Regions from separate parts of the Mus musculus genome. Here region 2 is linked to region 1. The links are chromatin contacts, found by POLR2A ChIA-PET in ENCODE. All regions are on one chromosome and are shown on one strand. The core of a region is the stretch at or near the end of the contact, and the rest is flanking DNA. Distances in the headings are between cores, read along the strand shown. Region 1 holds the start of 9230116N13Rik (RIKEN cDNA 9230116N13 gene). Region 2 holds the start of Kif14 (kinesin family member 14).

Region 1 (7,748 bases), core at 1,431-3,930:
CCAGGCAGTGGTGGCTCATGCCTTTAATCCCAGCACTTGGGAGGCAGAGGCAGGTGGATTTCTGAGTTCAAGGCCAGCCTGGTCTACAGAGTGAGTTCCAGGACAGCCAGGGCTACACAGAGAAACCCTGTCTCAAAAAGCCAAAAATAAAATTATATATATATATATATTAAAAAATAAGAATATACTTTAGGGGCTGGAGAGATGGCTCAGCAGTTAAGAGCACTGGCTGCTCTTCCAAAGGTCCTGAGATCAAGTCGTAGCAACCACACAGGTGGCTCACAATCATCTATAAGAGGATGTGATGCCCTCTTCTGTCATGCAGGCATACATGCAAATAGAGCATTCAACTCATATAACTAAATAACTAAATCAATACTTTAAAAAAAAGAATATACCGTGACATGCTGCAACTGCATTATAACTTTAATATGCTATGCCCGTTCCTCCAAACCCCGAGAGGCTTAGCTGACATAAGCTACGGCTCATCCATCTGGTAAGCAGGGTTTTGCCTGCAGATCAAAACTTTGTTCTTTTATAGAAAAGCTGCTAAAAATAAAATGTCTTGTAAGGAAATTAATTTTTAGACCTGCCAGGAAGAGAGATCTTTGGTTCAGCAATAAAAGGAATATTCTTTGAAGTGATGTTTTCACACACGAAACAAAGCAAAGTCACCGGCACCTTGGTGACTTAATTCGCAAATGCTAAGCAGCAGCGTGCAAGTTTATCAGTTACACACAATGAAACTCGGTAAATCCCGCGTCTGTTTCAGAGAGGAAGACATGTCAGATTGGTAAATTACCTCAGAGAAAGCTCGGATAATAACAGGCAGGAGAAAAGCAGCTGTTTTCCCTGAGCCAGTGTCAGCGCTGGCCAGAATGTCCCTTCCCAGGAGCCCCACAGGAATCATCTGCATCTGGATGGGGGTTGGCACTTCGTAGCCTGATTTCTTCAAGTTCTGATTTAAGGTCTCAGGGAAGCCACAGTGCTCGAAGTCGATAATGGGCCTGGCAACGTCTTGTCCTTGAACTGAGATTCCTAGCTGCTGTTTAAGGGTTTCAATCTGGTCCTCCTTGAGGGTCACAATAAAGGGGTGCTCTTTGTAGACATAAAAGGCATCCAGTGGGGACTCTGGCTCGGCAGCCACTCTCTGTGGGCTGCTGGGTCTTAATGATCCTTCCCCTTCCTTAACTTGTAGCAGATGCTTCGCTTTGCACTCCAAGCTACACACGTCTTCGTCCGTCTTGTCACAGATATACTCTCCATAACGACCGCAGACGACACATACAGGCTCCCCAGGCTCTGGCCACCGCTGGGTTTTAGAAAACGACTTTACAGGCTCTTCAGATGGGTGGCTGTCCTTCACACCCTCATCAGGTCCTGTGGAAGAAACCTCAGCCAACTGGCAAGAAGGACTGTTGGTGCTTGATGCATGGCCGGGCTTGTCTGCTGTGACAGCTTCCTCAGTGACTGATGTGTGGACCGGAGTATCTCTGTCTCCCTCCACCTGAAGGCCTCCTGCTTCTGGCTTGCTTTTTTTAGCTTCACCGCTTTTGAGGTCATCATTAGAACTCCTCTTGATTTTCAAAGATCTTGGAACAAACATTCTTCAACATTCTGTTGAGGAAATTGCACCATGAGATATATTTTACCCTCAATTAAGCTCCCATGTTAGCCCATACGATGTTGTGTCAGAGAATTTTACTCAGGGCAATAGTGAAGCCGTCATGTCCCTACTTAAGCCAACTTCCACTTATCAATTTCCTCTGGGGGAAGGGATACAGTCTTTTTCCTCAGACACTGCCCTATGAAACACTGCCTACGGTTCCCCACAACCTTGCTGTGCACGCCACCTGTTTCTGTTGACCCATCACTTGTACTATTATGGAGCAGGTATTATAGAAATTCTACAGCATATCCTTCAATTGCATTTTCACACAAGAAGATACTTCACAATTAAGAATCTTAAAAAAATCAAAACAACAGTTCAAAAGGGGAAAATGCAATTATATTTATATACATAAGAGTGCTCATTCTCCGTCGTTTTTTGCTAATCTTCACAACCTGGGAAAGTAGGTCACTGCAACCCTAAGTTCATATATGTATATATTTACATGATATACATATCAGGTAGCATAATCGATACATGTATATTGAATGATTGGGAATGTACTTCAGTGGTAGAGTGCTTTGCTAGCAAGTGAGAGTCTGAGTTCCACATTCCAAAGAAAAACACTGATATATACACACACACAGAAGCAGATGAAAACTCCAGCCACCTAGGAATTAAGTTTATTTATTCAAATAACAATTCCTAAGTGTTAGAAACCAAGTATTCCTGCTCTGGAGAACAAATTAGTGATTGGGGAAAGAATGTTTAACATTTTGGGACCATGAAATAAACTTAATTTTCTCAAAAACAAAACAAAACTTAAGAAATCGCTAGTACCCATTTTCTATTAAAAAAAAAAAAAACCAACAAAAAACATGGCACCCAAACCGCCTGAAGCTTCTGAGGAGCGGGAATGGGTGGGGCGCTCGGGGCGGCAGAGCCGACAACCTCCTCCTCCGGCTCCAGGCAACGCCCGCATCCCGCGCATTCCCGCCCTCCCCACCCGCCCGCGGGCCCGCGCTCCAGGCACGCGCACGTCACGAGGACCCCGGCGAGCGGCGTGACTTAGTCCGCAGCCGCCGTCCAGCACGCAGGTTACGCCGGAGCACAGGAGCGGGAGCCGGAGGCCCGAGGCCCGAGCTGCCAGGGCGGCGCACGCTCACCCGCGCGGACCGGGCCGCGTCCGTTCCCGCTCGGGCCGCTCCGGTCCAGGCGCAGGGCCGAGTTTCCGGCCGAGTAGCCGGGAAGCTCCGCAATCCCAGCCAGGGTTTGAGGGCCCCGCGCCTGCGCACAGCGGGAGGCGGAGCTTCATCTGGCCACGCCCTCGCGGTGACGCGCTGCGGAGGGCGGTGCACAGGGTAGCGGGCAGATGTGGGAATCCTTTTGGAAGGCTCTAGCATGGAGTAGGCTGGTGAGAAAGGATTGCCAGGAAGGGCGGGGCCCTCCACGCTTAGAAAGTGGGAAGTTTGAGTGGGCCAGGAAAACCTCCTGTCAGATACTGAGAATAACTCGAGAATCCGAGCAACTTGATATGGCGTAGTTAATATGCCAAATATTCATAGATGCAGCACTCCGCCCCGCGCTGTGTAAACCAAAACTAAAACCAACCTTCAAAGTCTCCCTAGTTCCAACGGGTGGCCTTCACTTTGCCAACTTCTGGAACAGCCTGACAGGTCCCAGGACTTGCACTTCTGTTGGGGTGGGGAGGAAGTTGGACAGGAGAAGCAGGGAAATAGAGGTGAGGTTTTGGGTGTTATTTTTTTTTGAAAGATACATTTCGACCCAATATTTGATGCATACAAAATTAATTTACCAGCTACGTTAAGTGTGAAAATACTAATAAAACAAAACTCTGACTTTTATGTTGGCATTAGTAAATTAATAAACGCTAAAGCATTTCTGTATCGGATTCTACTTGCTTCGTTATGGTGTGTGGGTGTGTGTTCAGCTTGCCATTTTTGGTAGATACATTTGGCTGACAATGTTTTGTTTACCTTTTGAGCGTTATAAAAATAATGCATACCATATATATTTATGTATGTGTAGCCTTCCAGTATTTGCTTTAAAAAAAAGATTTATTTTATTTATATGAGTGCACTGTAGCAGTCTTCAGACACACCAGAAGAGGGCGTCAGATCTCATTACAGATGGTTGTGAGACACCATGTGGTTGCTGGGATTTGGACTCAGGACCTCTGGAAGAGCAGTCAGTGCTCCTAACCGCTGAGCCACCTCTCCAGCCCCAGTATTTCCTCTATTAACTTTTTTTTCTATGATTCACTGAAATGTACTATAGAAATTAACTTTACTGGTCAGATAAATGGGATACTGTTCCTGTCAAGACTGTACTTAGTTTCATAACACATGTGAATATGGGATCACGTTACATCCTTTGTCTATAGGACATACAGTAAATGTGTGCATTTTTCTGAGTTTGAAGGTTATAAACTTGCACTCTTACCTGAGTTTGCTGACATGTAATTTGCCTATTCCCAATATAAATAAATACTTTTGAACTTAATGTATATTCATAACTTTATTATTTTTTCTTATTTTGGTCTTCTAAGAAAGGGTCTCATGTCTGGCGTTAGACTCATTATGTACCAGAGTATGGCCCTGAACTTCTGATCTTCCGCTTCCACCTTCCAAGTGCTGGAGTTAACTGGCATGTGCCACATGGCCAGATTGTATCTTTTTATTTAAGTCTCTTCCAATCATATAAACTCCTGCCCCTACAAAGCCAGGCCACACCCCTGGTAATTGTAAACAAGGCCCCCAGATCACTGTCGTTGCCTCCAATAGAGAATCCCCTTTGTCCCTCGGAGGTGCACTGTAAGGTCAGAGGATTTAGAGGTGTTCAGCTTTGACTTTCTCTCTAAAATTTTTTAAAATTGTATTTGTTACTTGCAGATGAAGGTCAGAGCACAACGTTGGGAAGCCAGTTCTCTCTGCCTCGGTGAGGCAGCATCTCTTGTTCCTGCTATGTTGTGCATTCCACATAGATCAGTGCCTCATTCTGCCATCATCAGATAAAGTTTTCTCCAGAGAGAGCGAGACAGAGACAGAGACTCAATCTCCATCAAACCCCTCTTCTCAGGGTTCAGAGAGCCAGGGAGAAGAGACAGAAAGATTGTAAGAACCAGAGATGACCCTAGGAAAACAGTGTCTTCCAGACACAACAGCACTGACACACATATATGAACTCCTAGAAATAGGATGCTCAGGGCCTGAATAGGTTCAAGACAGATGGAGTCCTAGAACAGAGAAGCAAGAAGACATGAGCTCCTATTCCTAAGAAGCTGTCTCCAACTGATACCTGCTTGCAAAGAAAAAAATAACTTTCTCCACTGGAGTCTCACAGGGTGTACAAGCCAGCCACCCTTAACAGCCATCCCATGCCCAGCAGTGGATGACCAGATCAATGGTATTTTTGTAGACATTTTGTCTCATATTACTTTGTTTCTGCATTTTATGTCTAACTAGTCTTTTGCTTATATATTACAGTTTCTAGTTTTGTGTTATTATAGGTTTTGGGTTTTGTGTGTCTGTGTTCCCTTTTTTCTTTCTTTTTTAAAAATTCTGGTTTGTTTGCCTATTTGTTTCTGAAAAGAAAGAGAGAAAGAAAGGGATATGGTTGGTGGGTGGGGAGTTGGGAAGGATCTGGGAGGATCTGAGAGAGGGGAGACCAAGATCACAGTATATGGTATGAAAAATTATTTTCAATAAAAATAATAATTCTTATTTTATGTTTTGTTTATAGGTATTTTATTTGCGTGTATGTCTGTAAACCATATGTATACAGTGCCCACAGAGGCCAGAAGAGGATGTTAGAACCCCTACAACTGGAGTTACAGAAGGTTGTGAGCTACCATGTGGGTGCTGGGAATGGAACGTGGGCCTTGAAGAGGAGCCAGTGTTCTTAATCACTGAAACATCTTCTCCAGCCCCTATGTTTTCAGTTTTAAAGTTGACTTTGAAAAGAATCAGACTCTGAAAAGTTTTGACGAATGAAGCATCCATGTTCCTCACATGGGCTCAGTTCGTATGCTTGGAACAGGATTTGTGTTGTTGAACAGTGTGAGAATACATTATAGCATCCAAAGGCAAAGCTGTTCTTTCACGTATCCACAGAACAATGCTCAAATTTAGGTAATTTAACATTGAAGCAATACTATGGCTGTGATTCAGTCTCTATTTAAAATTTGCCAGTTGTAGTCCAAGGCAGACTCTCCCTCCCCAGCCCAGGCTGGATTGAAACTCTAAACACTGGGATGCCAGGCCTGTTTCTCCACTCTGGGTTCTCTTCCTGCTTCCTTTATGGAGTCTTTTGATGAGTAAAACTTAACAAGTTTAATGTACTTAGGTTTGTCTGTCTCTTCTTCTGTAGCTAGCAACTTTGATGTCCAAAAAGCCTTGCATATCCTAAAATGAAGATTTCTTTTCTTAGGATTTTTGGGAAGTTTTGGTTTTCTTGTTTATAGTTAAATCATGGCTCCACGTTGGAATTAGTTTGTGTTTGCTATGAAGTAAGGATCGACTTCTTGATTAGAATGGAGAGGATTTGGACTTCAGTTGGCAAGAAGGTAGTTGTCTGAATAGTAGTTATTAACTAGGATCTTTTTTCAAATGACTGTCAATGTTACATCTGGGATGTATCAATGTTTCAAAATGCACTAGAATGTTTCAGGGCTCATTATTCTCCTCTAGGTCATCTCTCCCGATGCCATTACCACCCTGTCTTATTACTATAGCATTATTACAGGTTTTGCTAGCTGGAAGAACATGTTCCCCCACTTTGACTTTCTCTAGGAGTTTCTTAATTATCTTTAATTAATCTTCAGTACAGCTCTTAGAATCAGTTTGTCCTTTTTCAGTGCCTCAATGTGATGATGGTGTTTGGAAACACAGTATTTCTATAGAATGGTGAATGTTGAAAAATGATGGCTAGGTCTGACAGCACACCACCATGATCCCAGCACTCAGGAGGGTAAAGCGCAGGGCAGGGGTCAAGAATTTGAGGCCAAGCTGTGGAGGAGGAAGAAGAGGAGGAGGAATTTAATAGGGCAAACCTCTTTTTTAATATTGATCTTCAGATCTGTTCATCTGTTTGCCTCAAGTCCATCAATGGTTAAAAATAGATCAGCCGCTTTCCATAAAGATGGTAGGTCTGTTCTAGCCCTTTACTTTTATAAACTTGAAGATCAGTATTAGAAAAGCAACTTAAACGTTAATGTATATATATTTTAGGATTTTAGATTTGAATGCATTCTCAAGAGTGCAGTCACCCGCTCCTGCCATGCTCCATACCCAAGCAGGAGAAATAATTTTATATCACTCTACTGCATGTTCAACCGACTTTAAAACAGGAGCTCATTTTCCAGGGCTGTCCAGGTCTTCACTGAAGAACTCTCTCTACCTAGGCATCATCAAGAAATTTAACGTACATTGTCATGTTTAATTTTCAGTATAATACTATAAAGTAGAAATTTTATCCCCAACGTACTAATGAAGAAACGGGTTCTAGTATGTACACAACTTTCCATGGTCACACAATCCAAGGTCTGTGTCCTACATTCATTAGACTACAATGCTGTGCTGGTTGCTTTTATTACCTCATGACGAACTAGAGTTGCTAGGGATGAGGAACCTCTATTGAGGAATGGCCTACATCAGACTGGCTTGTAGGCTGCCGGTTAGGGCATCATCTTGAGTAATGATTGATGTGAGATGGCCCAGCCCACTGTGGGTGGCACAAGAAAGTGAATGAAATAATTTTAGCCTGGAAGCAAGCCGGTAAGCAACATTCCTCTATGATTCTTTTTAAGTCCCTTCCCCCTCCTCCCCTACCCCTCTCCCGTTTCTGCTTGATTTCTTCCCTCAGTGATGACTTCCTTCAGTGATGGACTAGACCCAGAAGTGTAAGTCAAACAAACCCTTTCCTCCCGAGATGGTTTGGTCATCATTTCATCACTGCAACAGAAGATCAAACTAAGGCAACCACCTGCAGGTCTCTTTAATGTCAACCAAGGCACACGGTTCTAGCCACCATTTTCAATGTTCCCAGCATTTCTCAATCCTTTTGAAAGCTTTGGGAACATTAAAACCCAACCCTAGAAACATTCATGCCTACGTGTTCC
Region 2 (7,748 bases), core at 3,427-5,926, 52 kb before region 1:
CTTGGGAGGCAGAGGCAGGTGGATTTCTGAGTTCGAGGCCAGCCTGGTCTACACAGAGAAAGCCTGTTTCAAAAAAAGAAAACAGCAACAACAAAAAAGAAATACAAGTTAGAACTAGAGAATTGGCTCAGTGGTTAAGAGCACTGGCTGCCCTTCTAGAAGACCTGAATTTAATTCCCAGAACCTAAAGGATGGCTCACAACCATCTGTAACTCCAATTCCAGGGAATCTGACACCTTCTTCTGGCCTCCTCAGGCACCTAGTATGCATGTGGTCCATATGTATGCAGGCAAAACACTCATACATATAGAAAACAAAATTAGCTAATCATGGATGGCTCACACCTTAAATCCCAGCACTTGGGAGGCAGAGGTAGGCAGATCTCTGTGAATTCGAGGCCAGCCTGGTCTACAAAGCAAGTTCAGGACAGCCAGGGCTACAAAGAGAAACCCTGTCTCAGATAGATAGATAGACAGTCAGACAGACAGACAGAAACATAAGTTATAGCAAAACAGAGACAATTACATTTACAAGGTAAATTATCTCATGTGTAAACGAGAGCCTAGAGAGCCAAGTGTGTGCTTATATCTAGATCTAGTCTAGGACAGCGGATGAGACGTGAGCCCAAATCTGCATGATGTCAAAACTATAATCTTGGGACAGCAAGGTAAGCCTGCTGACCTAAGGTCAATTCCCAGAACCTGAAGGCAGAAGGAAAGACCCACCTTCGCAAAGCTGTCCTCTGCCCTCCACAAACAGGCACATGTACCTATGCATAAAACATCACAGCACACACACAATAGTTTGTAAATTTTAATAAAACAACAGTGGTATTCTTTCTACAACCATGAGGTTTCTGACGAAAGAAAACATAAACGTGTTTAGTTAGTTATAAGACCGATATTACTTATAAACGTGTTTAGTTAGTCATATGACCAATATTACTTACGTATAGGACTTTCCAGAGCCAGTCTGGCCATAAGCAAAGAGACAGGTGTTATAGCCTTCAAAAGCTCTGTCCAGGAGTGGTGCAGCTAGTGTCTCATATACAGTTGTCTGGCTGGCATAGCCAGGGTGACATTCATCAAAAGACCAAAAGGAAACATCGTAAATAAAAGAGTAAACTTGTTTCATATCGGGATGCTCCACAGTTATCTCTTCCCCATTGGTGAAGACAACCTGGGATGCTTTCTCAGTCTTCTCTCTATGAAAAGAAGCAGCGAGAGAAAAGTCAAGGCCCTCTCACTCCTCTGAGTGCCATCTCCACAGAGTACCAGAAAGGCCTCTCTAAGCTTAAGGGGACAAATTTGTCCTTGGGGACAAATTCCTGAGCTTGATGTAGAAAATGAAGAAACCAAGGTTGGAGGGTCTCCAAAGGGTATTTTCTGTTCCTTCAAGTGCAGCTACTCAAAGGGAACCGATATTTCAAATTCCTTGTCCGGAAAACCAGTGTTTAAACTTTTCTATGGAAAATGTTTAAAATGTTCCCATCCTATAGCTATGTTTTCAGTTCAAATCATGAAATGTCTTTTTTTTTTTTAAATTAAAAAAAAAAAGCATGGGGATAAAAATCTAAGGCTGGCATAAAATATAAACAGTCTTAATGAACCTGGAGGACACTGGAGTCCTCTGGATACTGTTGCCAATTGTTAATACGGGGTGGGGGTGGGGCTGGGGTGGGGTGTCCTTCCTTGCATGAGCTTCCCTCAGTTAAAACCTCCAGGCTTCATTTGCATCCTTCCACCCACTTAGAAAGTCTTCACTTAGTAGAAAACCCGCTATTGCTGGCCCAGCTGTCAGCCTCTTGCCTGAGAATCTGCTTTAAAATCTACCGTGTCCTCCAAACCATCTGTGTCATCAATCCCTCCCTTCCCCTCCCCCACCCCCTCCCTTCAACTCTTCCCAGCGGAGTCTGGAGTCTGCAGCCAGGCCCTTCCTTGGTCCTTTACTACCCCACAGTTGCAGTCACCCATCCTGGGCTTTGCTCCTCCCCTCCTGCGGCCTCTCTACCACCTCTCCCCCTTTCATGGATGTGACGCTTTTGTTAGTTTGACTTTCTTAGGACAACTCACCAGCATCTCTCTCCCTTATCACCACCACATATTTGCTTTAAAACAAAACAAAACAAAAACCTTTATATAACTTATTAACTTACCTCGAACTACTCTTTCAGTTCAAACTCTTTTAAGTTCCTTTGCTGAAATAGTGCTCACCAAATCCACTAAGTTTCCCACATACTAACAACTAAATACTTACAAGTGCCTGGCAGTGGTGGCGCACGCCTTTGCTCCCAGCACTTGGGAGGGAGGCAGAGGCAGGCGGATTTCTGAGTTCGAGGCCAGCCTGGTCTACAGAGTGAGTTCCAGGACAGCTAGGGCTACACAGAGAAACCCTGTCTCAAAAAAAGAAAGAAAAAAAAATTCTTACAAGCAATTTTATTGCACACGCATACACTCATTTATAAGTATTTTTACTTTTTTTTTTTTTTTAAAGACAGGGTTTCTCTGTGTAGCCCTGGCTTTCCTGGAACTAACTCTGTAGACCAGGCTGGCCTTGAATTTAGGGATCTGCCTGTGAGCTCTGGGACCAAAGGCCTGGCCTCCACACCCAGCTGACTTTTTAAAAGTCTTATCAATAATCTGTGACTCGCCAACTGCAATCACCTTTAAAGAAATATTCTATGCCTTCAAAATCAAGTGTGCTAAGCCTCTGCATTTATGAGCACTATGTACCAAATGCAGGTGATACGGTTGATGAATGCCATTCTAGAACATTCTCTGGGGAAGCTATGAGCTTGTGTGGCTCTTTGAAAGGAAAGAAGACATTCCCAAGCACTACAAATCAAAGATTTGAGAGGCGATTGCATGAGAGAATGAAATGACTCACTCAGGGCACCTCCCCCTGCCCCTGGCCACATTAGGTCCAGGCCTCACTCTGTAGCTTTGGCTGGCTTGGAACTTGTTTCGCAAACCAGCCTGGCTTCAAATCCAAAGATCCACCTGCCTCCTCCTCCCAAATGCTGGGATTAAAAGTGTGCACAATCCTGCCTGGCTCGGTTTCTAAAAGAGGTATGTGTTTGTGTGTGTATGCCTATATATGGGTATAAAATATAGATTTTAATTTTGTATTCTATTATAAAAATAACCAGTATAACTACAATCAAAGCCTAAACACTGGTGGGCTGAAGATGTGGCTCAATTATATCTACCTACATGGGGTCTTGGGTTCAATTCCCCGTACCAAGAGAAAATGCCAATGACTTTAAAGACACTGGCTTTCTAGAAGCAGAGTCTTACAGACACATAATGACATGGAATTCTCGGCCTGAGAGCTAACACGCCGGACGTACCTTTTGCTGAAAGGCCTCACGCGCACCGCCACGGTCACCTGACTGTTCTCTACTTTTAAGGAGTCTGGCTCTGTAAAGGTCTTCTGAACTAGACTGTTTTCTTCTGGAGGGAGTGTGCTTTCTCGTGAGCTTTCCCTTTTATTTGCAAAAAGAGAACTTTTGGGCCTCGGTTTAACTCGAGGGCTTGCAATCCTGTTTTTCAGTGTGGATAAAGCTGGGCTTTTCGGTGGAGGCAGGTCATGCCTTGGTGTCCATCTGTGTTCTGGGACACATTTTACCGGGGTCCTCGATTCTGAGCTCGCGCTTCTGAATGTACTGCCATGTTTCGGGATGTCCTTCCCATTGTTTTTCGGTGTGGATAAAGCTGGGCTTTTCGGTGGAGGCGGGTCATGCCTTGGTGTCCATCTGTGTTCTAAAACACATTTCACTGGGGTTCTTGTATCTGAGCTTCCAAATGTACCGACTTGTTTAGCAGTGTCCTTGCCAGCATTCCCACGGTGTGAGTTTCTTCCTCCTGACACTGGGGTATCAGACTTGCTCTCGGTCAGTTGCACCACTAAGTGTCCTGATCTCATAGCTTCAGTCTGACGCTGGGAACCCACAGGCGCTCTACTGTTTGTGTCCTTAACTGTCACCTTTTCATTAGAGGCACCAACGGGAGGACCTGGGTCTTTGCATCTCGTCAACCCGGTGTCGTTGGAGTCTTTCACGGAGACGACAGACGACAGGACACGGGTATCATTATTTACACCCTTTGCTTCTGTCCTCGATGCCTGGGAGGCAGAGTCACTTCCTGGGTTACCTCCCACAGGATTCAATGTCTCCCACTTTCCCACATAATCCGCTCTACCGTGCCGCCGTTGTAACCTAAGACTTGTGTCTGCTGTTCTTCTGTTTCCCAACTCACTTCCAAGTAAAGACGACTCTCTGTCCCCACAAGTAGCCCTTCTCTGGAGGCTCAGTCTCCGGGGGTCAGAGGTAACAGGAGTCTCTCTTGTTTTTTTACAGGCAGAGATAACATAAGTGCTATTTATGTCGATGGTTTTACTTCCAGCATTCACGAATGGATCATGATTCTCACACTCTGACATATCTGCCTTCAAGTGCAGTTCCAGCCGGCTGCTGTGGACGAGGCCACTGGATGCTGAAATCTTCTGTGAAGAAGAAACCTCCAGGCTTCCGATGTTGTGTCTGCTATGCGAAGTGTGTACTGACATCTTGGCAGCAAGCGATTTTTAAGAGGATGTGAAGGATCTAAGCCCTTCAGATCCTTGTCGGGGTGCTGGGCATTTTGTTCTTTTCAGTTTCCAACAAAATATCTGGCCGACTACAAAAAATGAAAAATAAAACGGTTACTACAAACTTTAAAAAGAGAGAGATCTTCCTACTACAGAAGCAAACTCTCAGAGGATGCATTGGACTAAACCACTTCCCACTGCACCTCCACACAGCCTCCTACAATCTCCACCCTCGAAGGACTTCACTTGTTATTCAACAAATATCTACTGAGGGTTCCCTTAGGAGCAAGGCACCCACAGACACTGCAGACTTCAAAGACAGGACCTCCCCATCCTTATTTCCTCAGCTTAGAAGGAGCTTACAGGTGACCTTAATCTCAACAAAGTGATTCAAGAAAGGTCAACACCTGTATGTCAGCATACTTTAAGTGCCCCCAGCTTGGAATCATAGCATCTAGTCTGATTAGTCTGCAGCAAAGTAGGTTTCTGAACACTTGTCAATGTATCCTAAATACAAGAATGCCTACAGAGGAGTTTAACACGATGTCACAAAGGAGGCTACTCTTAAGAAAGTACCACAGACATTATACACTACAAACTGCGTGTGTAGCCAGGTGTGATGGTCCGTGCCTGTGATCCCAGCCTTAGAGAGGCCGAGGTGAGAGACTGGAACTTTCAAGGCCAGCCTGACACTGTCACCGATGCCCACACCCCCTCAAGTTAGACAACTACACTATCTGTCACTTCTTCATTATACAACAAACTAGACAGGCATGCGTTTACACACATATAGGTAAATATAGGCCAACAATATCTGCCAGGCATTATCTAAAACAGAACAGTGCAAATGCCACTCTTCGTCATGCTCCTTAAATGGACGTAAACAACTCTTTAAAATTGAATTCCTGAGTCTACCTTACAAAATGTCACTGATTCAAACTATTTGGACATTGTTACAATCAAGGAACAAATTACCAGAAGCTCATTTTTAAAAGTTTGACAAAGAGACATTGTAGGAAGAAAGAAAGAGTTCGAGTATAAGCATCTCCCGCTAAACTTTCAGTGAAAATACAGAACCCTCCCAATATGAGGTGAAATTAGGGACAATATATCTTTGTCTTAGAAACTAAAAGCCATTTGCTCTTTGCATAGATCAACATGATTTTTGTTTGCAGAATTTCGGCCATCAGATCTCCAAGAGGACTGGAAGGAAGACAAGAGAAGTCGGTCACGACCACAGGCCGAGGCTCCTGGCGACTCTGGCAGTCTTGCCAGGCTGTGACAGTGTACCTGGACCCCTCCAGTTCGCCGCTCCACGCTCCGCGGCGCTGTTCTCGGCTTCCGGGTGGACAGAGCGACGCCCCGCGCCCCTTGCCCGGGACCCTCGGACTAAAGGGGACCGAGCCGCACCACCCACCCAAGCACCCCGGCCTGCTGGGCAAACACCGCAACGCTCTCAGCCCACCGGCTCGCTGGGCGAGCAACCTCAGCGCTCTCAGCTCGGAGGCGCTTCCCACTCCTAAGACCTCGACACTCACCATTCCCGGCACAGGCTCCCGTGGCTGCGGCAATTTGAATGCGCGCCTCGCTTCCTGATTGGTCGCTGGGCGTAGCGTCAAGCGCCGCGCCTTCACTCCTCCCCATCCCCGGAAGTGCAGCTTCTACCGCGAGACACACCCCGCCCTATCTCCTAGGTGACGGCCCGCCCCTCCTCTGGGCGGAATTGGAGCTCAGAGCTTGGAGCTGGGCGGTACCACCAAAGGGGCGGGCACTCACCTGAAGGGTTTTCAGGAGAAGCGACAGTGCCTCATCTATCCGATCCTTTACACGACGATCTGTAGGGAATGACCATGTGCCCCCACGTTAATTATAATAACACTCTGGTATTTCATACTCAAGTCGTTACGTGATGTCGTGGACTAAGTGTTCAGATGAATTAAAGTTTTGTTTTTTAATCCTGAATATTTTAATCAAGTATTAATGTTATGCCAGTCTGTTAATAAACTTGTGAATGATCTGACAAGTAGCAAGTGGTGTGGCTGGAAGTCCAAAGCTGTTGCGGTAAAGGTTACAATAACATTCTGAAACCTGAAAAAAGGTAATCACTAAAACCAAAGAATGATTCTAGCCAAATATTTTTCCAAATTAACAGTATGGAGATAATGGAAATGTATTCTGTAAGAGAGAAAAGGAACCCAGAAGTGCTTTAACTATATGAAAAATTACACGATAAAGTCAGTTTTTAAGATAATTTTTATTCCTTGACAATTTTTTTCTTATTGTTTTATGTATGCATAGGGTGTTTTGCTTGCAAGTAAGTCTGTACACCGTGTGTGTGTGTGTGTGTGTGTGTGTGTGTGTGTGTGTGTGTTTTCCTGATGTCCACAGAGAGCAGAAAAAGTTTTAGGGCATCCATGGAATTGAAGGGTGCTAAGAATTGAACCCAAGTCCTCTGGAAGAGCAAGCAAAGTGCTCTTAAACTGCTCAGTCATCTCTCCAGCTCTCATTCTTTTTTTAAAAAATATTTATTTATTTTATGTATGTGAGTACAGTGTTGTTATCTTCAGACACTCCAGAAGAGGGCATCAGATCTCATTACAGATAGTTGTGAACCACCATGTAGTTGCTGGGAGTTGAACTCAACCTCTAGAAGAGCAGAGGGTGCTCTTAACCACTGAGCCACCTCTCTAGCCCCCAGCCCCCATTCTTTTTTTTTTTTAAGGAATGTTTTTTTTTTAAAGATTTATTTATTTATTATATGTAAGTACACTGTAGCTGTCTTCAGACACTCCAGAAGAGGGAGTCAGATCTTGTTACGGATGGTTGTGAGCCACCATGTGGTTGCTGGGATTTGAGCTCCGGACCTTCAGAAGAGCAGTTGGGTGCTCTTACCCATTGAGCCATCTCACCAGCCCATCAGCCCCCATTCTTAAATTCCTAAAAATCTTAAAATCTACTTAGAGGGAAATTCACACCCGACCCCTTCCAATATAGATTATCAGATCTATTGAGAAAATGTTCATTCAATTAGTAGCAAGAGGTGTGATGAGGGAAAAGATTAGTAAATTCAAATAACACGAGAATTTAAAAAAACCAAATATAACTCAAAACATAGAAGTCTAAGATAACTAAGGAAATATGACATATAAGTAAAAATCTCA

What was found. ChIA-PET counts read pairs that join two places held with the same protein, here RNA polymerase II (POLR2A).
Region 2: POLR2A ChIA-PET joins it to region 1 with 29 read pairs in embryonic stem cell. The contact joins the promoter of Kif14 here to the promoter of 9230116N13Rik in region 1. POLR2A ChIA-PET finds 5 or more read pairs at or near these places in 4 of 5 experiments (Patski and embryonic stem cell).

The regions. Positions count from the first base shown.
Region 1 is chr1:136,410,451-136,418,198 of GRCm38, reverse strand. 9230116N13Rik (RIKEN cDNA 9230116N13 gene) reads left to right here and starts at 2,680. Exons shown (of 3, transcript NR_024328.1): 1 at 2,680-3,350; 2 at 4,522-5,035; 3 at 5,372-6,283. It overlaps Ddx59 (DEAD box helicase 59), which reads right to left and starts at 2,928. Exons shown (of 8, transcript NM_026500.3): 1 at 2,776-2,928; 2 at 803-1,617. The coding sequence starts at 1,606.
Region 2 is chr1:136,464,776-136,472,523 of GRCm38, reverse strand. Kif14 (kinesin family member 14) reads right to left here and starts at 4,676. Exons shown (of 29, transcript NM_001287179.2): 1 at 3,350-4,676; 2 at 950-1,204. The coding sequence starts at 4,566.